Linked DNA regions of Homo sapiens: regions 1, 2 and 4 are each linked to region 3. The links are chromatin loops, found by intact Hi-C in ENCODE. Cell type or tissue: GM12878. All regions are shown on one strand. Links, peaks and the distances in the headings refer to the core of each region. The heading gives the core; the rest is flanking DNA. Region 1 has its middle 660 kb from the start of CDH8. Region 2 has its middle 190 kb from the start of CDH8. Region 3 has its middle 600 kb from the start of CDH8. Region 4 has its middle 830 kb from the start of CDH8.

What was found. A loop is a pair of places that touch in the nucleus more often than their neighbours do. Peaks named below come from ENCODE experiments on the same cell type or tissue, not always from the same donor. Only the 100,000 strongest peaks of a DNase experiment are listed, where the experiment ranks them.
Region 1: it touches region 3 in a loop (2.3-fold over the local background); 1 of 110 quality-filtered maps calls a loop at or near these places.
Region 2: a loop joins it to region 3, with 8 times the contacts of the local background. A loop is called at or near these places in 1 of 110 quality-filtered maps.
Region 4: a loop joins it to region 3, with 1.8 times the contacts of the local background. A loop is called at or near these places in 1 of 110 quality-filtered maps.

Annotation. Positions count from the first base shown.
Region 1 is chr16:62,689,821-62,695,840 of GRCh38, forward strand. No RefSeq gene overlaps it. Among named protein-coding and RNA genes, the nearest start is that of CDH8, 660 kb to the left of the region's middle. In GM12878, for the core only: no CTCF peak of the experiment used is centred there; a DNase peak (open chromatin) is centred at 3,061.
Region 2 is chr16:62,222,730-62,228,749 of GRCh38, forward strand. No RefSeq gene overlaps it. Among named protein-coding and RNA genes, the nearest start is that of CDH8, 190 kb to the left of the region's middle. In GM12878, for the core only: a CTCF peak has its summit at 3,125 (motif pointing right); a DNase peak (open chromatin) is centred at 3,162.
Region 3 is chr16:62,636,621-62,642,640 of GRCh38, forward strand. No RefSeq gene overlaps it. Among named protein-coding and RNA genes, the nearest start is that of CDH8, 600 kb to the left of the region's middle. In GM12878, for the core only: a CTCF peak has its summit at 2,384; a DNase peak (open chromatin) is centred at 2,701; H3K4me3 peaks cover 841 bases; H3K27ac peaks cover 2,292 bases.
Region 4 is chr16:62,867,098-62,873,117 of GRCh38, forward strand. No RefSeq gene overlaps it. Among named protein-coding and RNA genes, the nearest start is that of CDH8, 830 kb to the left of the region's middle. RefSeq lists an enhancer at 3,020-3,179. In GM12878, for the core only: no CTCF peak of the experiment used is centred there; a DNase peak (open chromatin) is centred at 3,044.

The DNA of each region.
Region 1 (6,020 bases), core at 1,242-5,241, 54 kb after region 3:
GCCTGTCTTTACTTTAATCCCATCATCTTCATAAGCTGAGGATATGTGTTGCCTCAAGACCCTGTGATGATTGCGTTATCTGCAGAAATTGTTTGTAAAGCATGTGTGTTTGAACAATATGAAATCTGGGCACCTTGAAAAGGAACAGAATAACAGCGATTTTCAGGGAACAAGGGAGATAACCATAAGGTCTGACTGCCTGCGGGGCCAGGCAGAACAAAGTCATATTTCTCTTCTTGCAGAAAGCAAACAGGAGAAATATCACTGAATTCTTTTCTCAGCAAGGAATAGCCCTGGGAAAGGAAAGCATTCCCAGGGGGAGGTCTCTAAAATGGCCGCTCTGGGAGTGTCTGTCTTATGCGGTTGAAGATAAGGGATGAAGTATGCCCTGGTCTCCTGCAACACGCTCAGGCTTGCTAGGATTAGGAAATTCCAGCCTGGCAAATTCTAGTCAAACCCTTTGTCTGCTCTGGAACCCAGTTTCCTGTTAAGATGTTTATCGATGACAATGCGTGCCCAGCGGGACATGGAACCTCATCAGTAGTTCTAATTTTGCCCTGGCCTTGTGATCTTGTTCTGCCATTTGCCTGGTGATCTTTTATTGCCCTAGGAAGCATGTGATCTCTGTGACCCACTCCCTATTCATACCCCTCTCGCCTTTTGAAATCCCTAATAAAAACTTGCTGGTTTTGCAGCTCAGGTGGGCATCACGGAACCTACCAATAGGTGATGTCACCCCTGGAGTCCCAGCCATAAAATTTCTCTCTTTTGTACTCTTTCTCTTTATTTCTCAGACCGGCCGACACTTAGGGAAAATAGAAAAGAACCTAAGTTGAAATATTGGGGGCTGGTTCCCCCAATAATTGTTATAGTTATTCAATTATGCAACAGAATAATGATAACTTTATGTCTGTTGACCAACCTTTTCCCATCATTCCTACCCTCTACTTTTCCCAACCTCTGGTAATTACCATTCAACTCTCTACTTTTATGAAGTCAACTATTTGAGATTCCACATATGAGTGAGGTTATATAGTATTTGTCTCTTTGTGTCTGACTTATTTTACATAACATAATGTTCTCCAGAATCATCCACATTGTTCTGACAAGATTTCATCTTTTTTAATGGCTGAATAGTATTGATTGTGAATATATGCCACATTTTTTGAGTCACCTATTGGGTGATGGAGACTTCTGTTGATTCCATATCTTGACTATTATAAATACAGCTGAAATAAACATGGGGGTGAAGATATCTCCTTGACAAGCTGATTTTATTTTCTTTAAATATATACCATTAATAAGGTTTTGACATTACTCTAGACATTTACATTGCTTCTTTTTTTTTGTCATTGTAAATAACTCTGACTAACTAAAGAGCAAAGGTTAGAGCTCACTTTATTATCATCTTCCTGGAAGTCAGTGAAAGGAGAGAAACCGAATTATGTTAGTCTTGTTTGTTAAGGAAAAAAAAAAATAAAAGTGACAAATCCATTAAGAAGAAAATAATTTCCCCAGACTTGAATATTGAAAGAAACTTACGGGATGAATCTGCATAGAAAAGAAAAGTACCACATACAAGTGATGTCTTCAGAAGAAGTTTCATTAATTTTACTGAAAAGGTGAAGAAAATTTAAGTGCTTAACTTTTTTTCCTCTTGCCGAGATCATAGTGCTGTAAGGACTACAAAAAATTGACCAATAATTATTTCTAAAAGCAAGTCATCAAAAATCTTACAGTATTTGAATGTAGTCTGTTATTCTGTACCACACAACTCTGTACAGATAAGCTTAAAGCTTTTAAAAGGAAGATGATAACAAATGAGTGATTACGGCCTTGGAATAAGCCTTGGCTAGAAATTGGATTTTGTATCCTCTGCCAACAGCCTCATAAACATCAAATATGTGTTCATATTCCTTATGCGTTTTCATAGTACCAACAGCGGGGAAAACAGCCCAAAGAAATGGAATGAACCAGCAGAAAGCAAACAAACAATAAGAATTTTTTTCACCTTTGCTATAATAACAAACTTTGTTATAATTTTGAAGACACCATGCAGTTGGGATTTGTTGCAAGCACAAGTTTCTTGAACAGTATTTTCACCACAGAGGACAAATGAGCTGTTTATGAAGTAGAAAAATTAGGGAGACATTTTTATATTGCAAAAATCTACTTTTCTTGTCAGGGTTTTTCTTGGTAATGGTTGTTTCTGATTAACTCAAGAGTAAGGGAAATGTATTAGGCAGATATGGGATAGACCACACAATCTAGATGGCCAGAGAGTCAGTCTTGGGAAGTGGATAATAGTCAGAGAAGGCTTGATGATCAGATAACAGCCAAAGCCATGCTTTGGGAAAGGACTAATTGCCACCCCCTCTAGTGCCACCATGGTAGCACAGACCCTGCTACCCTAGACAGTGAGGTTGCTTCTGTCCTTTCCAGAACAATTCAGCTCCCTGCTCTTTTGGGTCACCCCTTTCAGACTCAAAGTCTTGGGCAGAAACGCTTAATCTCTTAAACGTAGGTTTCATGCTTATTTTCTGGCTACTAAGAATCACGGTAAAAAGCAAATGTTTGGGCATTTTTGGCTTCTATACTAGAAGTTAGTTGTGTTTGCCAGGAAGGAAGGAAGGAAGGACGGGAGGGAAGGAGGGAGGGAGGGACAGAGGCAGGGAGGGAGGAAGAGAAAGAGAGAACACAAATTTTAAAAAAGTTAAAAAAATGTTTAAATACCACGTACCAAAAGATGAGTTGGTGAGGATAAATGCCCACTGTAGTTAAGAGACTGAGTTTCCGAGAAGCTTTCCTAGTTGGCCCAAATTCCTGCTCTAAGCTACCTCCCTACCCTGCACTCTCTCCAATAGAGTCTCTAGAGTCTCTCCACATGGTCTCTAGAGTGACACTTCATGGGTCTGTTTCTTGGGCCAAGACAGCAAACTTCAAAGGTGGGGAGGAAGGACTTCATTTGTAGGCAATATAGTATAGGGTAAAGAACATGCATACTGATTAAGACAGCACAGAAATTTGAGGAAGTCTCTCTATCTCACTGAATCACAGTTTGCTCATCATCAGTTTCAGTGGTGACACTAACACTTCCTTTACTGTTCTAAAGTACTCACTGTCTGAAGAGGAACAGTACAATACTGAAGCTTTTTAATTGAATAAGCCAGGCATTATTGTGGCTCTCAAGTTTTATTGTCAGTTCTGTGGTTTATGTAATCTCTTTACAATACCTTTTTTTTTTCACTTAAATAAAACTGGCGTTTCTGTTATTTTTATTGTCATTGTTTTTGTTGTTTTTATTTGCAATCAAGCTACTCAGGGCAGATATGCCCCCTCCCTTTCATTTATTATTGAAAATCAAATCATCTTTGAAGATGGCTTCATCATATCTTTTCCATGAAACCCCTTCTCTTTCAGATATAATTACTGAGATCTTACATTTGTTAGCTTTATATCTTATTCAAACCTCTGTCACAATAACTTTAACACTTCTTTGCATTCTATTTATTTTCACGTCTGAGTTCCTTAAGAGCAAAACTCTGACCCACTTTTATATTCTCAACATCTAGCTTAGGCTCTGGCAAATAGGCTGTGCATAAATGCTTACTGAACCAATGGGAAGTTATGAATTTATATGTCACCCGTGCCTAGCATAGTGCTTGGCACTTAGATGGTGTCAAGGACTGTTCCCTGAATAAAGGGAGAAAGCTCTGCTTAATTGAGCTAACAGTCATCCTCACCTTTCTGTGAAACATGCATAGATGTTTGCAATCCATTGCTTTAACTAGTTGACTGAAATAACTGTTTATCCTTGGTGTCTTTAGGTAATCATACATTTCTTGGATACAGTGAATACATTTTAAGTCCTGGGTCCACCCTGAAAAGCATAATACATCCTGTGGTGTTGCTATACATGGTAATTGAATCTAATTTAATAAGTGTCAGAATTCGAACATCATGTATTTTCTATCCTAGAGAATTAAACATATACCACAGAAGAAACAAAAATCTCTCCTTGCGAGCCCATAATTCCTGCTTTATGCTATAAAGGCAAGATTTGCCAATTACAAAGCATCACATTGCAGCAGCATTGTCTTTTTTTCAAACTAATACAAATGTCTTTATCACTATTGAAATGCTAAAAAGTACTTTTAAAATGAATATTTGTAAGAAAACATCAAGCTTTGAGATAAAAAAGAGGAATGGAAATCTATAGCATTTCACAAATAGACTCGACATAATTTTAACCACAGACTAAAATAATTGAGTTAGGAAGTTTTGCTATTTTTCTTATCAAGGCCATATTCTAGAAAACAAAGTTATTAAATATAAAAATCATCATTCAATAATATAGAGAAAATATAACACATGCTTTTATATATTCTAAGAAAATTTTAACAATAAAAAACTGAAAAGAAATTATTTTCACAAGAATAATTTTCAAAGATTGCTTTAGTTTCACACTGTTAGACATATACAGAGAAGAATGAAGCCATCTAATACATTCAGACCTCAAAGGTGGATACTTGTGTTTCACAAATAAGCAGTTCATTTAGAATTGATCCAAAACCATCGAATATATGTCATATTTGATGTTTCAATTGCTCACTTAAAATAAAAATTGGAAAATATAATAATTCTTTGACTTTAGTTCACACCTGCCATTATTGGGTGACATTTTAAATTATATATTTGTCATTCTTTTCCTTGCCTTTTGTTGCATAAATATAAATAGATTAAGCTATGTAAAGAGAATACATTTTAAATCTTAGGTATTTTCTTTGAGGAGATTTCCATATTTGTCATTTCATTTTAATTTTTAGTAATAGCAGTTATGAATAAAACATTTAAAAATACATAGGACATACAATTTCAATTCTGTCTCAATCTCTCTCTCTTCCTCCTCCCTACCTCATCCCAATACAGTCATTTCCCAGGTTGTCAAAAGATGGATGGCTTCCAGGGTTAGTTTGTCATAAACGGTAAGATCAAACCAATAGGAAAAAAAAATACAATAAACTTGTGCACCGAGCCAGGTGATGCAAAAGTCAGCCGCAGTTTCTCCAATGTAATCTGACAGAACTCATTTATCTCCTTGCTGAGCTGGCCATGCTATCACATGGCATGACTTTCCACCATGTTCCTACCTCTGGCCCAGACGCCCACCTGCTGAGGGAGCCAAGGAGGCTAGAGAACATCCAGATGTATTCCAAAATGAACTTGACTTTTAGGAGCTTCTAAAAAAGAAGGCTTCTCTGCTCCTATCTCTGCCAAAGAGCTGTCATTTTATTGGAAAGTTAAATCTGTCACAAGGAAAGAAAATTTCACCATAGCCTGTTTAAATAAGTTAGGGAGTAGAATCTTCTCCCCATTGCTTTTTCCACAGCAAGCAAATGTATCAATCATTTTATTCTCTAAAATAACAATTTATTATCCATGCAGGAGGCCTTAGATTCAATCTGCACAGTGTTCTGAGTGTCGCATCAGATACGAAGTTCTGTCATCAGTCTTTATTAGGGCAATCACTCTGCACTTGTCATCAGTTTTTAATAATAAAACTATTACCTCAATAATTATTTATGACAAGAAGTCTGCCATTGGCATTATGAATAAATATTGATAAATTGCTTGGTTAATAAACTAGTACTTTTTAAGTGGCTTGGAGAATATGAAAATGAGAGTGGTATTATTACAATGAATTATTACAAGAAATTGTGAAATGTTTATCTTTTATTGAAAAGATTACATTTGCCCAACAGGAATTCCAGGAAAAGAACATGGGAAATCTAATTGATAAAAGAACAAAGATTCAATATGAAACATTGATATAATACACACATATAATATAAACATACTATATATGTGTGTGTGTGTATATATATATCTATATAAAATAAATTAAAGATTTGGAAACTATATAAAAAACTTTTTTTTTTTTTGAGACAGAGTCTCACTCTGTTGCCCAGGCTGGAGTGCAGTGGCATGATCTTAGCTCACTGCACCCCTGCCTCCTGGGT
Region 2 (6,020 bases), core at 1,083-5,082, 410 kb before region 3:
AAACACTGTTGTTTTTACTGTATTTTTCTACTCTGATTAAGCTAAGTAACCTTAAACAAGTGACTTAGCTTCTTGGAACCTCAATTTCTTTTATCTGCAAAATGGAGATTACGATCCTCCCCTTCCTCCCATAGTAATTTCAAGGATAAAAGCAATTTTTGATGAAAGAGGTGTTACATATATGGATAGTAACATTCTAGACCTCAGAAATATTATGGTGTAAAACTATACTATTTTCAAATTTTCTTAATCTTTATGTCTCTGGGGGATCATATTCTTAATATTTGACACCAAGACTTCTATTTCCTTTTGAAAAGAACTATAGAGATACCCTCTTCCATTTCATTCAAGTTAAAATATGGTTAATATTAGTAATGATTATAATCCATAGCATATGCGCCTGTTGCCATAAATAACATTTTGAAGGTAAGGGCAAGGATGAGACTGAAAGAACAGAGACATTATATGTTATAATGAAAAGAAGGCCATACTGGGCATCTGAAGTACCAGCTCACTGAGTCTAAGACACCTTATTTCCCCAAACCAGAGGTTCCTGCTATAATCCATTAGTCAAAAGCCATGCTGGTGACTATGATATGTGAAAAAGCAAAAGTGTTATGTTTGAGAACAAAAAAATCTTGTTCTTGGCTAAACTCTAGAATCTTATCATTTCCATTTCATTAATTAAATTTGGCACCTGCAACTCTGTCAGCAATGTAAGATTGTACACAACGCCAAGTGTACCCACACATGGCCTTGAGAATTTCTGCAGCAACTTACTTCCCAATTTTAGATCCCATGTTGATGGATACTTCAGTGCCTTGTTTCAAGCTATTTTCTCATAGATGTATCCACCACAGCCGAAAGGAAGGAATGCTTGCCTCAAATTCTGAGAGCTTCATCCCAGCAGGGTGGGTATTAGCTGTCCTCCCAGCATTTCATTAAAGGAAGACGATAGTGCAGTTAGCTGTCCACCCAACTTTATTGTATAGGCCATTATTTCCTTAGTACCAAAATATCAGTATTGGGAAATGATTCAGCATAGAATTTCTATGTTCAAATTCTGATTCTGCCAGGTACTGTGTAAGCAATTCTCTTCATATATAAAATGGAAATATAATACCTCATGAAGTTGCTTGGAAGATTAAATAAGATAAACACAAACACACACAGTTCCTTGTACATATAATAATAATGATAGTAATAATAATTGTTCATCTTATGAAATATTTTGTACTACTTTACTAGGATGTTATTAGGCTGTTGGCACTTTAGAATATCATCTTTATTAGGAAGACTTTCAAATTCCCTTTCAATGTAAGCTAATGCAGAAGTTTCTAGGGAAAAAATGAGTATTTATGAGAATTGTTTGCCAAAAATACCTCATAAAACAGTATACCACCTTAGTGTTTTTACAACATCTTTAGGTGGTAACTTATACAATTCCCATTTTATAGGTGAGGAAACAGATCCAATGAAGGTACTTAAGGCCATAAGACAACAGACAGAACTATGATAAAAATAACAACAGCAGCAGCATCAATAACAATAACAATAATGATAATCATAATCATAGCAACAACAACTAATATCTTCGGCAAGCTTACTAAGCTCCAGATCTCTTGCTGAAATACATAACACGTATTGTCTAATTGTCTCATTATTTTCCCAAAAGAACAAAAGTAATATTTAGATCAGTGGCTCGCAACCCTGGCTATGCATGAGAATTAACATGAGCACATTCAAAAATATTGATACTCTGCACCCATCCCCAGAGATACTGGTTTAATTGGTCTTTGGTGGTGCACAGATAATGGTATCTATTTTAAAGCTCCCAGGTGATTCTAACTTGCAGCCAGAGTATAAGACTCTTGCTTGGAGAGTTCAAGTAGCCTGTTGAAAATTACTCACATACACAGAGACTTCTCCCAACTTGCCACTGAAAAACTCTTACTCTTAAACTCTCTGTAATGCTAACTCCATATTCTTTCTTTTCACTGTGCCAGTTGCTGTCCCTTCTTTCCCCAGCACATATTGTCTTGGCTTGACTACAGACGTTGGCTTCACACTGAATTCTTTTAACACCTGTTTCCACTCACTTCCCTCCCCATTGGGCACAGAAAGAAGAGAATAATTCCGAGTTTCAGCAGAGTTATTAGCACCTCCTTGTCAGACCGTATCTCACATTTCCTTGCCTATAATATGTCTCTGCTCCTCGACCACAGGGTGCTAGTCTAATACGGAAGCTGGCTGAGAAGAACACGAGGAGTCACAAAACATAAGTGCTAAGTGTTTACGGTGATAGCTATTATTAAGCTGGCTTCTTCTGGAACTGCTACACTTCCCAGCCCACAGTATCAGATAACGCAGAGTTAAGGCTGGGGGTTTTCCCTAGCAGGATCAATGAGACAATCTACTTCCGAGTTACCTGAAGACAGGCACACAAAGATGAATATCACATGTTCTCACTCATATGCAGGAGCTAAAAGAGTTTATCTCACAGAGGTGGAAAGTACAATGAGAGTTACCAGAAGCTGGGAAGGGTGGGAGTTGGGAATGAAGACAGATTGGTTAATGGGTACAAAAAATACAGTTAGATACAAGGAATGAGTCCTGGTGTTCAATAGTGTATGATGACTATCATAAACAATATTGTACTGTGTATTTCAAAATACCTAAAAGAGAAGAAATGCTCTCAACACGAAGAAATGATAAATGTTTGGGGTGATGGATATTCTACATATGCTGATTTGATCACTGTATATTGTATGCATTTTTCAAAGTATCACAGGTACTCCCCCATAAGTATGTACAATTATTATGTATCAATTAAAAAAGAATTGCCTGAAGGTGAGAATTGTTGAAAATGTAGATTTCTGGGATAAATCCAAGTCTTCAAACTTAAAATTCCTGACAGCACTATGTGTCAACAAAATTTGGAGATGATTCTGATAAAAATAAAAATTGATAAGCATCTCTTTCAACAGAGCCTACTTCTAACCCAGCATGAGAAATTAAAACTGTGAGATGACATAAATCAGAATTTCTCAACAGCAACCACGAGGTAGGAGAGGGACAGGACTTACTTCCCAACCCCAACAGGATGAAGTGAATAAACCAGCAGGAGCCAGCAGGTGGCGCAGAAAGCAACCTCTAGTTGCTCTCATTGCTCATTAGCATAAGACACACCCACCAGCGCCACGACCAACGCCATGGCAAAGACCCGGAAGTTACCGCCTCTTTGTATGGCAAGAGCTCAGAAGTTACCACACATTTTCTAGAGATTTATGAATAATCTACCTCTTAATTTGCATGTAATTAAAAGTGGGACTAAATACAGCTAGACAGGAGTCCACAAGTGTTCACTCTGAGCACACTGCCTATGGGTCAGCCCTGCTCCGGAAGGAGCAGTACCAGTTCAATAAAAGCTTCTATCTTTTACTTCTGACTCAGTCTTGAATTCTTTCCTGATCAAATCCAAGAACCCCCCTCTGATAAACCCCAAAGTTGGGGGCTCACCTACCCTGCATCAACACTACTGATATTTTGGACAGGACAATTTTTTGGCATGAGGGATGATAGCTATGCACATTGTAGGATTATGGGCAATGTACCTGGCCACATTAGAGGTTAATAGCATCTCCCTAGTCATCACAATCAGAAATAGTGTGATGGGAAAGGCAAAACTGCCTCCTGTTGAGAACAACTAACATAGATGAAAAGAGGGATTCATGATGTCCCTGAGCATTCAGGACCAGTTCTATTCCGTAATGATTCTTCCTAAGACCAATTTTTCACTTTCTTGCACATTCTGCACACAGATTATTACATTCATTGTTAATTATATTATGCAATTGATTGGATGTCCACTATATATGCCAGGAGCATGACTAGGTTATTAATACCTATTATCTCCTTTATCTCCCCTGCTCTTAAATGTAGTACACCGGTCTAACACTGCAGGTTGTAGTCCAGGACTGCCTAGGTTTCTCCAATACTTTACAGCTACGCAATCTGGAGAATGGTTACTATGTCTCAGTTTCAACAACAACAACAACAAAATTGGGTAATAATAGTATCGTATTAGTCTGTTTTCACACTTCTATAAGGAAATATCCAAGCCTGGGTATTTATAAAGGAAAGAAGTTTAATTGACTCACAATTCCACATGGCTGGGGAGGCTTCAGGAAACTAATAATCATGGTGGAAGGTGAAGGGGAAGCAAGGACTTTCTTCACATGGCGGCAGAATAGAGAAGAGAGAGCGAAGTGGGAAAAGCCCTTTCTAAAACCACCAGATCTCATGAGACTTCACTCACTCTCGTGAGAACAGAATTGGGGAAACTGCTCCCATGATCCAATAACCTCCCACCAGGTTCCTCCCTTGACATGTGAGGATAACAAATTAAGATAAAATTTGGTTGGGGACACAGCCAGACCATATCAAGTATCTACCTCAGATGTGTAAATTACAAGTAAGGTGCTTATTACCGTGGCTAATACATAAAAACAACTAATGTTTACTGAACTCTAACGGTTATATTAATTCCATTTGACAGATGAAAGGACAGTTGTGCTTATGGATAAAGTAACTTGCCCCAGGTCATAGAGCTAAAAAGTCTCAGAGCTTGGATTCAAATACAGAACTATCTGATTTAAATGTCTCATTATTTTTCACAATACAACAGTACATAAATTGCTAGACAGCATGTTACTGCCCGTCTCCATGTCCTTTTTAAATTGTGTTTCTTTTGAATCCTCAACCCCTTATTCTTGGCAATAATGACTCCCTAGTTTGGTCCAGACTAACAATGTTTGCATGATATTTTAAAACACTAAAAAATGCAGTACTTAACAAATTATCAGTAAATACATTAAGTTCTAATGGAATCTGCCATTTATTGGAATGAAATAATTTGACTAATTTGTTGTAGCAAGATGCTCTAGGAAAACTTCTAGAAAACTGGAGAAAAATTGGGTTCTAGTGTGGCTTGGACATTAACAATCTGAGTCCCAGAGGTCTGGAGACAACCTGCCGAAGTTCTCTGTCTCTTGGCATTTCCGATTTCATGTTGTCTCAGTGAATTTTGACTCTTTTAAATGTATCCTGTATGCAGTGTGTGCTCAACAAACATCTTTAGAAAGGATGAATAAATGACTTGATTACAAACCCATGATATTTTCCACAGCAGATCTTCAAAAGATGACAATATTTGTTTTCTCATTCCAGCATGTTCGCACTCAAATATTTTGGCATCCAAGCATAAATCATTGAGAAAAAGACCCTTTTAATATTTTTGTACCATAGTATCCAAATTCTAGTTAGAAAAGAATTTTCTCTTGTTTAAAACGACAAATTTCAAAGCACTTTATTTTTGCAGGGTTCATTTGGTTTCACTGTGGAACAGAAAAATAGGACTCATTCCAGAAGATAAATAAATTTGGTGACTTTAAGGTTTGGAATTTATTGTTTTACCTCCTGGGGAAATACAGCAAACAACGACACACATTATTCTGTCTGAATAATTTGTTTGCCCTATGAAATCCCCAGTCAACAATTAATATTGCAGGTTCTTTGAGAGTTTAATGTATTTATAGATAATTTGTAAGTACTGAATTTTTAAGTGGTTTCAAATATCCAAGTAAGCAATGTGAGCCTGGAATAATCTGCATGTTCATTTGCTAAACAATTTATGATAGAAAACATTGCTACATTCTGATTCCATGTTTTTATTTTATTATTTAGGTTTCTAAATCGCTGTTCCACATAATAGAGAAAATTCAACCTGTTAATTTCAGTAAATCTCTAAGGAATTATAAAAATAGTTACCAATTATGGGAAAAATATTTTCTGATTAATCAGCACTTGATGAAAAGGACCATTAGCTTTCTTAGTATTAACGGGACTCTTCATCACAATTACTGCCTGTGCATGCTTATTGATTAATTGACTAGAAGAAGAGATGGTGCATACATCAACCTGTATTCTTGGAAAGAAAAGCATTATAGAATTAGAGCTAT
Region 3 (6,020 bases), core at 676-4,675:
CTTGTCACAAGTGTTTGGCCTTAACTGAGAATTTGCTAAGGTGATTATAAAAATCTTAATGGCATTAGAAACCAGCATCATATTCTATTTTTGACTCCTTTTTTAATTTTTTTTGGAGATGGAGTCGCACTCTGTCGTCCAGTGCCCAGTGGCGCTATCCCGGCTCACTGCAACCTCTGCCTCCCGGGTTCAAGCAATTCTCCTGCCTCCCCAGTAGTTGGGACTACAGGCGCATGCTGCCATGCCCAGCTAATTTTTTGTATTTTAGTAGAGATGGAGTTTCACCATGTTGCCCAGGCGGGTCTCGAACTCCTGATCTCAGGCATTCGACCTGTCTCGGCCTCCCAAAGTGTTAGGATTACAGGCGTGATTGACTCCATTTTAAGGAGATTAGATGCCATTTTTCCAGCGAGTGAGTTTTTTTATGATGTTTGAAAAATAAATGAGACAGTCAAAAATAAATCTGGTAACCATGTAAAGCCTGCATTTTAGTAGCGTTAGTAGCTAGTTCCTGAACACAATAAATTATGAGTTTATCAAAGTAATTCAGATGATAAGGAATAAATCTGCCCTAAAGTGTGATTAGTAGTCAAAGAAAAGAAAAAATAGCCATGTGGTGGAATGCTTTTCAAGTAGATGGATAGAATGCAGTCATCAAATGGATGGCAAAACTGTGTTTCACCTTTCATGTTCTAAGATATTTTTTCTAATGAATTAATAAATTAGAACGTTAACACTTCAAAAGTGGGAGAAGATCTGGCAAGGCTTTTAGCCTCACAAAGCTGATTGATTTATTTACACAAATGTAGTTTGGAAATATTTGGTAATTATTTCAAATTATGTGAAAGGGATGTAATGTTAACATGATGAAATGCTTCATAAAACCCAAGAAATCTCTGATATTTTATTAAACACAATACACCACCATTCCAAATAAATATATAGTAGTTATTAGGGTTAGTAATAAAATCTGATTATTTTTATAATATATGTTGAGTTCTGCCATATCGATTTTGTCTTATTTTTGTTAGGCTATTGAAGTTATACATTACTCACACTGGTTACTGCTTAAATTGGCATATTTATGCCCTTTCTTGTAGTTATGTAATTGGCTTTATTTTTATTATACCATATTCTTGTTGTGAACTTTTCTTTTTGCTGTTGGCTTTATTTTATCATATATTATCCACGAAGGGGCCTTAAATTAGTTCCTTCAGCCTAGAGGGAAAGGGAAACACAGACATTGGCAAAAGCTAAAAATATACATTCCTTTTGTTTTCCGTGTACTTTCTTGTATATTTCTGCATTAGATCTGACTGCCTACTTTGTGCATTTGAAACAGGGGCACACTCTGACAGAAGTAAGCCTTTCAAAATCAATATTGTGAGAAGAGCTGCCAAAATTTGACCAGTAACAGGAATCTTGAAGTCATCAGTTTTTCAGAAGACTGAGGTGGGGCAGTAAATCCAGGGCAGATGTATGAGGTAATGAAAGAAAATTTAAGAATGCACTCACACATTGATGTGAGAACTATTAAGATCCCCTTCTCTCTCTTCTATACCTCAAGTTCGTTATCATGCACTCCAAGCTACCAAATATTCCAGTGTGGTTCTAAAATGAACTTATAAATCCCCCCACAGACTTGATGGCTGTTGTCAGTCACACTTTGCTAAAATAAGTAAATATTTCTGTCTTCTTGTGGTATGTGGGTCCTGTTGATCTTTAGTATCCCTGGCTTTGCTCTTGTCTTTTGTTAGATTGTGTGTGGATTATTATTGGTGGAAATGTCATAGTCTTCTCATTATTTATTGCTTAAAATCATTTAAAAAATATTTTAAGAATAAATTTACCAAAAATACTTTGAGTGTCCTCAGTACTCCCAAAATCCAGGGACTTCCTCTTTTATGACATGCCAAAAATGACCCCTGTCCCCATAATAGACTCAGAAAATCCTGAGTGTCTCAAAAGCTCGTACTTTTGATTTGTGATCTGGATTATTTTCATCTTTCTCTTTGGCCTGAACAGAAGGATGACACATGAAGGTTGGATCCATTAGGCACTCATCTGGGTAAGGGTAAAGTGATGACGGAGGCTGGGTAGGTGCCAGCTTCAGAATTAACAGCAGACAATAGTATCATACTAGAATGTTCTAAGAATAGATTTGGCAATTATATGCCAGGAACCAGTACTTGATGAACTTTGTAACATGTCACATTTTAGATTTTATAATGAATTTTCCCAAGCGTGTTTTTGTCGTTCTCAGTTTTCCCATTATAACAAAGAAGGGGGAGAGTAGCAGGAAAGTAACACACAGGTTTTCCTTTGAGACCAGCAAGAAAGAGGAAACTGGTGAAACTAAGTTCAATGCACAGCCACTTGGGGCCAGAATGAGATACAGAAAATCTACAATGATGATAGGTGACATAACTGTGCTCAGAAAACTGCTGAGAAGATTCTGGGTCAGAAGGAAGAAAAGAAGAACAAAGACTGCTGGGCTGAACCACAAAAGCCGAAGTGAAATTCCCTCACCCTGGCACGTAATTCCATTCCTGTTGCTCCAACATTAATTTCTTTGTTTAATGTGATGGAAAAGCGAGGTCTGCATTTGTATATAAAATTTGCTTAGAGTTAAAATGTCCAAAATTTAGAGGTTTGCAAAACAACAACAGTTCTGGAAGCTTGAAGTCTGAAATCAAGGTATCAGAAGGGCTGTGTACCCTTTGAAGCCACAAACAGGAAACCTTTCTTGCCTCTTTCAGTTTCTGGTAGCTACAGGCATTGCAGGTTATTCCTTGGTTTGTAAATGCTTTGTTGCAATCTCTGCCTCCACTAACATGTGGTGTTCTTCCTGTGTCTTCATCTCTGTGTCTCTTTGTCTTTACATGGCCGTTTTTACAAAGGCACTGGTCATCCTAGTCCCATACGACCTAATCTTAACTAAGTACAACTGCAATGACCCTATTTCATTCTGAGTCACATTCTCAGCTACTGGTGATTAGGTCTTCTACATATCTTTTTTTCTTTTTTTTTGCAGGGGCATAATTCAATGCATAACATGATTCCTCTCCCTGCTGCTTCAGAACTGTAAGTGCTGACAGCCATTTCCTGCTGCTTGCACATGTGTGCTTGATCATTCTGTTGGTTTTCAGTAACCCTGCCTATGTTTTTACATATACTTTCTTCATTCAACTCTCTTGGTTGTTTCTCTTGATCATGCCTTCTGTTTCCTGCCAGGACCCTTACCATGGTAAACTGCTTCCCCCATCTTCCCAAAACTCAGTGTAGCATATATGAAATTGGCCCAGGTAAGATGTCCAAAATTTAGAGGTTTGGGGTTAAAAGATAAAAAAAAAAATATGGATAAGGAGCTAGTCCAAAGTTTTGAAGTGGCAGTATCATTAAAATGAAAAGACAAGACAGAGCTCTTTGATTTCACCTTTGGAAGTTAAGAGGCACATTGCAGTCATCAGATAAGCTGGTGACATCATCAAAGCTAGTTGTAGCAAAATATTATTTTTACTGATGAACCTAGTCTGTTCTTTAGACATCAACTGTAATGGAAACTGACAGGATCTAGGAGAAAGGGTAAAGTCAAAATTTCAAAGCCATTTGTGAATTATAAATAAAGTATAACACTATATATTGAATTGTCACTCCAAATCCCTTGCTCAATGATAAACAGATCTCTACCTGCTTTAAAGTTTAATACTGTATGACCATCATTCACCAAGAGTCAGGTTAAGGAGCTTTAGAAAATGATTACTCGAATGGATGTGCTGACATACATCCATGTTTGTACCCTTTCCTGAGCCCTTTTCACATAATTTTGCTTCTCTTATCTTCACCTTATGAAAGGACCAGTTTAAGATTTCAGAAATGAATTGTTGAGTATCACTTTTAAGTGATGAAAATTATCCATTTGGGATGTGTATCTCTGTTATGAGCAACACAATTTAGAATTGTGATTTTAGCTACCCTCAAAGTGTGTGTACATGTATGCATATGTACATGCACGTGTGTGTGTGTTTATGCGTGAATTTTGCTACAGATTTATCACTAGTCCTTCATATAGAAATCTTCTGCACTAAGTGAAAAAATACCAAAGTCTGTGTGAGAGTAACCTTGAGAATTTGCACTAACTTTCCTTATGCAGAGACCAAATTAGTTCATTATTTCTGCTTAAGGGCCCACACATTTTCATTTTACTTTAATGCATTTCTTAGAATAAATAATGTGAATGTATTCTGACCGAAGTAATTTCTATCAAAAATATCAGAATAACAATGTTAGCAAATGAAATAGTCAGTTTATTCATAGAATTTTAAGTCACTTATTTGCCTCTCTTTTCATCAGTCTCCACCCATAAAAATGAATACTCTGTAATTTCAGTGTCCATTGTGGTCTTTTAAGCACAAGAAACTCTTGTGCTAAATATGATCAGAAGAGAAGGCCACTGGGACTTAAAGAGACCTGGGTTCTAGTCCTAGTTTTGCCTCAAATAATTATAGGCCATGAGAGAAATTGCTTTTTCTGTGAGAGTACCATGTATTTTTCTCATCTGTAGAATATAAACATTTTTCTGAGTAATCTCTTGCTTCTTGTCCAGTTCTGTCAATACACGATTCTATGAAATCTATGAAATCTATGAAATTAGTTCTACGAAATATAGAACTAATAGGAAAAATCTACTATGTCAATGCCACGGATACTTATTTATATATTTTATATATATATAAATAAGTATATTTTTTATATACTTATTTATATATATACTTATTTCATGTCTTGAAATCTGGATAAAAAATGACAAAGACATTTTCCATTAACCTCTTAGGGTGACTATATAAGTGGCCAACACAAATAAAATTCTAGTTCATGTTGTTAGTCTTAATGGTTTCTGTAATTTCCGAGTCTCTAACTCATTTTAAATTATTTTAAAAGTAAGTGTGACGGACATCTAATACTGGAGGCATCTGAGAAACTTTTAGGTAGATGACTTCTAAAATGACTCTGCATTACCCCACCTTCTGATATTCATGTTCCTATACAATCCCTTCTCTTTGCATGTGGGCACAATCTAGTGACTTGTTTCTGATGAACAGAATATGGCAAAAGTGATAAGATATCACTTCCAAGATTAAGTCATAAAAGAAAGTGACTTCCATCTTGGCTTCTGTATTAGTCTGTTTTCACACTGCTGATAAAGACAAACCCAAGACTGGGTAATTTATAAAGAAAAAGAGATTCAATTGCAGTTCCACATGGCTAGGGAGGCCTCACAATCATGGCAGAAGGTGAAAGGCTCATCTTACGTGGTGGCAGCCAATAGAGAATGAGAGCCCAGCAAAAGGGCAAACCCCTTATAAAACCATCAAATCTCATGAGACTTATTCACTACCACGAGAACAGTATGGGGAAAACTGTCCCCATGATTCAATTATTGCCCACCGGGTGCCTCCCACAACAAGTGGGAATTATGGGAGCTACTACTCAAGATGAGATTTGGGTGGAGACACAGCCAAACCATATCAGCTCCCTTGCTCTGTCTTGCTGACCCTTCTCATTTGCTTGCTCTGATGAAGTATGCTGCCATGTCGTGAGCTGCCCTATGGAGAGGCCCATGTAACAAGAAACTTTAGATAACATTTGGCCAATGGCCAGAAAAGAGACAAAGTCCTCAGGTTAATGGCCCATGAGGAAATGAACACTTCCAACAATCATATGAATGGTCATGGAAGCTGGTTCTTCTTCAGTTAAGCTCTGTGATGACAGCAGGCCCAGTCAACACCTTCATTACAACCTGAGAGGACCCCAAAACATCAAGTCCAGTTATGCCACTCTTGAATTACTGAACTACAGACGCGAGAAAATTAATATTGTTGTTTCAAGACACTACATCTTGGGGTAATTTGTTACATGGCAATAGATAAATAATAGGCTTTCCCTTTAGCATGAAGAGTGACTGTCAATATAGGAGTGGGGCTAAAAGTCTACTTTTAGGGGGCACAGAGAAGCAGTAA
Region 4 (6,020 bases), core at 663-4,662, 230 kb after region 3:
TATGTGCAGAGCTGGGCCGAGAGAATGTCTGGAGCTAATTTGTATGTTGTAACTTTAAATTCTTTTCTAAAGAGCCTTGTATAAACAGTAATGGTTGCCTTTTCAGAACATGCTTTAATTTAAATTCTAATATAATTTAAATATGTTATCCTCCACCACCCTGCCACTTCTCCAGACCTTCACTCTCCCTCACACCATCCAATCTTTATTATTGTTGGACACATGATGACACTCTCAATCTCAAGAAATTGATAACCTTTTTATTCAAAATTAAATTAGAAAACCATAGAAAATTCTATGTAGTTGAAACAATTCCTCATTACAAAATGAGGAGGTCATTGGAGACAACGCAATCTAGAAACAATGGAACCAGTCCTCGGTCTTTACAATGCAGTAGGACCAAAAGGTGCTTAGATCATAGGTATTTTGATAGGACTATGATTGGAAGGGTATAAATGTTTTCTCTTGGTGGTGATGGGAGGATGTTTTTTAGATTTTAGGGGGTGAAGAGCAACTAATGTATGAACTATTATTATATGTCAGATATTGTGCCCACATTTTATTTATATTATTCAAATTAATTAATCCTCAAAAAAGTTATCAGAAGTTTTATTAGGGCCTGGTGCAATGGCGCATGCCTATAATCCCAGCACTTTGGGAGGCCAAGGCAGGTGGATCCCTTGAGTCCAGGAGTTTGGAACCAGCCTGAGCAACATAGCCAAACCTCATCTCTACAAAAAATACAAAAATTAGCTGAGCATGGTGGCACGTGCCTTTAGTCTCAGCTACTTGGGAGGCTGAGGCAGGAGGATCATTTGAGCTTGGGATGCGGCGGTTTCAGTGAGCCGAGACAGCGCCATTACATTCTAGCATGGCCAAGAGAGGGAGACAAGAACCTGTCTGAAAAAAAAAAAAGGTTTATTAAATTATTATTACTTCCTATTGACAAGGAAACTTAGGTTTGTAAATAGTACGAAGTACCTGTGGTAAGAAAGGAAAAGAAGTGGGCTGCTGAAGGCTGAGAAACAAGGATCTTTTACCAGGAACTGATGGAAATTTCCTTGGGGCACGATATTCAGAATGATTAGCCCCTCCCCACTTAATTTGAGTCTGTAAGTCCTACTTGTGAAAATATAATTATTTGAGAAGAATATTTGATTGGACTAACTGAAGCCACCTGCCAACATTGGTCAGGTTGGGTTGGATTACCTTAATTGACAGCCCCGAAGACGGTAACAAATGAGGGAAGGGAAAAACACAAAAGAGCAAAAGAATAAAAATCATATTCTAAATGAGACCTCTGAACAGCTACTAATAATTTATATAAGATGGTACCCATTATAATTTTTGGATGAAGTAGAAAAACTCTCAGGTGATTGTCTGTTTTATTATATGTTATCAAAACGACTTCTCTTTTCTCCAGCCACAGATAAATTTTAATGTTTCTTTCACTCTGTCATCCTAAGACCAATATCGTATACAGAGATATGGGAAAACTGTCCTTTCAACGAATAATATGCGTTGCTGTCTATGTTTAACAATTACAATGACAACAAAAAGCACAGAACCCAGGTCCACTGGGGCTCTGGATTACAGCAACTGCTTTTTGCTATATTGCAGATTAAATTGGTGCCTTTAAGGAGGTCACTTAGTCACCTTCAAACCTCTATTTCCTCACCCATAAAATGAAAGTTATAATAGCCCTTTACTCAGTACCGGCAGAGGAGCCAATGCATGTGAAGCAATTAGCACTTTGCCTAATACATAACGTCCCACTGGTATCTATAAAACTATTTGGACGGCACGAAAGAAAGCAAGGCACTCAATCTTGGGGAAACCTCAGCTCAATACATTGATCCAAATTAAGCAATGATTTGGGCTGAAGATCAATATTTTAAACAAAAACTCAGAGTACTTTATTTCTTTTTACTCCTGTGTCTATTGCATAAAAGTCTTGTGAATTAGTATAAGACTATCAGCATTCATATCATTTCAGCCAAGGCATAGTCAAAATGTCAAAGCCTCTGTTTAATTGTATATATAGCCTGTTAAGTAAAGAAAGCAGTGCCAGGTATCATTAATAGCCATCAAGGAAGGAAAAGGTTGTTACAAACTAACATCCCCAGGGAAACATGCTGTAAAATAGAGTGTCAAGCAGCTGTATAAATAATCTATATTAACTACATCTTCACCTAAGTCAGAGAGAAGCCCAACCTTATTGTAAATTACGTCAAAAAACCCCATCCCAAAACAGAAAGGCTATAATTGCTTCTCATGTGCTAATATATTATTAGATATTAATTTGTCAAGTTTAGGGTGGAGTAATAATTTAAATGGGTGAGAAAAACAGTTACCTTGCTTAATTAAAATGGATAATAAATATTCCCTGAAAACAGTCTGACCCTCTTTCTTTGTTCACTGTTTTCATTCTAAAATCCCTCCAAAATCCAAGATCCTGCATTGTGTCAGTTAGAAATGGTGATCTCTGGTGATCTCAGTAACATTATACAAATTCTTTCTGAAAGGAATGGGCCTATCCTCAGAAACATCCCAGATCAGTGTTTGGGAAAAATGAAATTTTGTTATCAAGATGTATCTAAATCTGACACTGAAATTTGCACCTTTTTGGAAAGGTTTCTTGTTCTATTTGGGTTGAAAAATCAGTTTTCATGTTGAATAATAATGTTGAAAAGAGCAAACTCTGGTAAAAGAGAGACCTGGAAGTACACTGTTAAACTGCTTCCAATAATGAGAGAAATACAGAAGCACTTTGAGACTTTTAAGTCTTTCTCCTCTCCTCCACCGTTAAATCTCCAAAGTGCCTAAAAGTGTTAGATCTCTTGAACATTGTGAATGTAAATGGTCGTTGAAGATTGGAGAGGTAGAAACTTTTTTTTTTTCTCTGCTGAGTAATTATGTCAGTGGGGAAGTTCAGAAATGCAAATAAACCTCTCTCCTGCTTATATGTGTCTGTTTCTGTGTGCACAGTATTTTTACCTATAACCCTTGCAACAAGGTCTAGCATTTCCCAAAACAAGAATATTACTCTCAATTTGTTTCAGACGTGGTATAATATTTTCGGTTGTTTGAAAAAACTGTCACTTGGGCTGCAGTTTCTTTCTAGTATCAGTGATATGGAGAAACGTTCTGTCAACAAATAATATACATTGCTGTCTATGTTTAACAACAATGAAAATCACAACAGAAAGCACAGGAGCCAGCTTCAATTATTAGAGAAAACTATTGATTGAACAGAAGTCACCTAAAAATACACTTGGTTATTTAAGGAATGAAAGGTATCGTCACCTCTTTGAGTAGCTAGAAAACAGTACTATTTCCTATGTATGGCCTTACATATGTAAATGAGTAATTACATATGGTTTTAGGAACAAAATCACCTCAACCTAAAAAGGAACATTTTTCTACCTTGATATTGTCAAAACTTGTTCCCAGTCTCATTGATGTATTTTAATTCAATTTAACACAATACATCTAATATAACTCATTTTTAAGATTAATAATATTTCCTCCCCAAATTGTTAACTTTAAGTTTACTTTTTATTCTTCATGGCATCTGACAACATGCCTCTTAAAAATGATTACAACACCTTTCCAGAATCCCTGACAATAAAGTAAAAAATAACATTATGGCACCATCTAGTGACCTATTTTTCTTTTTCTTTTTCTTTTTTGATATTCAGCTCAAAAGCACATATTTCTATTGATTATGTAAAGCTAGGTGTATATGTAGCAAATGGGCAGCTAGAAATAATTTCTTTATACTATTACCCATGGATGAATCAAATTGATCTCAATGAAATAAAATTTCAAAAATAATTTCCTACCTTGTACAGTAGAAAGTGTTTTATAAGCAGGTTGATGATTTTGGACCTAACCTAGTTCTGCTAGATAAAAGTGAAATTATTGTAGGTGATGAAACAGGTAATGAAATTACTATACACTCATATTTTGAACTGAGTAAGACAAATCTATTTCTAGAACATGTTTTCATAAACAAATGAACTTTTTCTGTGTATAACAACATTGAAAAAGCTGATTTTCTCATACAAGTAATCATGATAACTTACGTGACAGCATCACAAAACCTGAAAATTTTGGTAAAAGAAAATAAATACCTCTTATACTACCAGATATAAATATTAATTTATTACATAGCTATGCATTCTCATTGTCAATAGCTGTGATAGTTAATACTGTCAACTTGATTGGATTAAAGGATATGAAGTACTGATCCTGGGTGTGTCTGTGAGGGTGTTGCCAAAAGAGATTAACATTTGAGTCAGTGGGCTGGGCAAGTCAGACCCACCCTTAATCTGGTGGACACAATCTAATCAACTCCTAACGAATATAAAGCAGGCAGAAAAACGTGAAAAAGAGAGACTGGCCTAGCCTTCCAGGCTGCGTCTTTCTCCTGTGCTGGATGCTTCCTGCCCTCCAACATCGGATGCCAAGTTCTTCAGGTTTGGGACTGGGACTGGCTCTCCTTGCTCCTCAGCTTGCAGACAGTCTATTATGGGACCTTGTGAACGTATAAGTTAATACTTAATAAACTCCTCTTTATATATATATATATATACACACGTATATATATGTATACGTATATATATATATATATATATAATATCTCCTATTACTTCTGTCCCTCTAGAGAACCCTAATATGATAGGTACGTATTGTTTAACATTATAATATGCAAATTAAGTTATGACTTATTTTTAGAATTCATAGATGTCTCATGACTTATCAATTCATTATAATTCTAAGATTGAATCTTAAATAGGAATGTATTGCATTTGTGTGTGTGTGTGTGTGTGTGTGTGTGTGTGTGTAAAAATTTGAGTTATCAGTGTATCAACTTACCTTCCTCTTTGAAATGTAGTGCTTTCTGTTTGCAGCGGGAAGTAGAATTTACAAAATGGAACTTGCTAAAATCATGCTTAAAACTAGAGCCTTTAGACTATGAAAGAGTCTAAGTAGATTCTGCTATGAATAAACCAAATATGTAGGGTTGCTTCTGTAACATGAAAGACATCTAAGAAGAAATTCTCACTGAGGATACTGAATTTTATACTTTTCCCAACTTTGACATCAGAATTTGATTATAACAGTGAAGCAGTGTCTATCAGGAACAATTAATCTATTTAAAATAAAACTCCAAAATAAAAATAAAATTGTAGGATTTTTTTTAAATCCATAAGTTTATAAAAATAGTTTTTAAAAAGTTAGGAATGATTGATTCTAGACTTTGTAAAAAAAATCCTGTATGTTTTTCTGTTGTATTCATTAATATAAATAAGTATAAATGCTCATTAGTGGTTTCTGATACTTATCTCCAGTCTCTTTTTCTATGGAACTGGCAGTACCCTTCACCAGTGTGGAAAAGGGAGTGGTTCTGTGAGATAAGAGAATTAATTTATCTTCTTGTCAGTGCAGACCATGCCACTCACCATCTGCACTGGGCCTGCTTCATGATCTTTATTCTGAACCGCAGAATGTACTTACTCAAGTATAATCTTTAAGTAACTAATCCTATCAATTGATGTCCATGGAAGACCTCACAAATGTCTATATTCTCTTCAAATCCCTGGTTGCTGAGTTTATAAGTTAATTCTGGGAATGTCTTTGTGACTTGACTCTTTGCATCTGCGTGTCACTGAAGGTGAGATTCCCTTCTATAATCACAAAGATATTGGTGCTGAAGAGAGAACTGCTTCAAACCCTATTTAAGATGAACAGTAATATATTAGTCCAATATTTTAAAAATTATAGAAGACGATACCATTTCCAGTATGGCTCCATTCGAGTCCTTTCAGAATCAGTGTTATAGTAGTGGGTAATGCGTAATCATTTTGGGTTCCCATCTGTCTAGAAGTTTTGATATTTCTTCAGCGCACTGAGTACCTTCTAATTTCATTCTGATCTTCAAATATGTAATTGTTGGGTTTTGGTTGTTGGATGCATTTATTCAAAGTGTTTTCACTTTAGAAACTTTCAGGGTA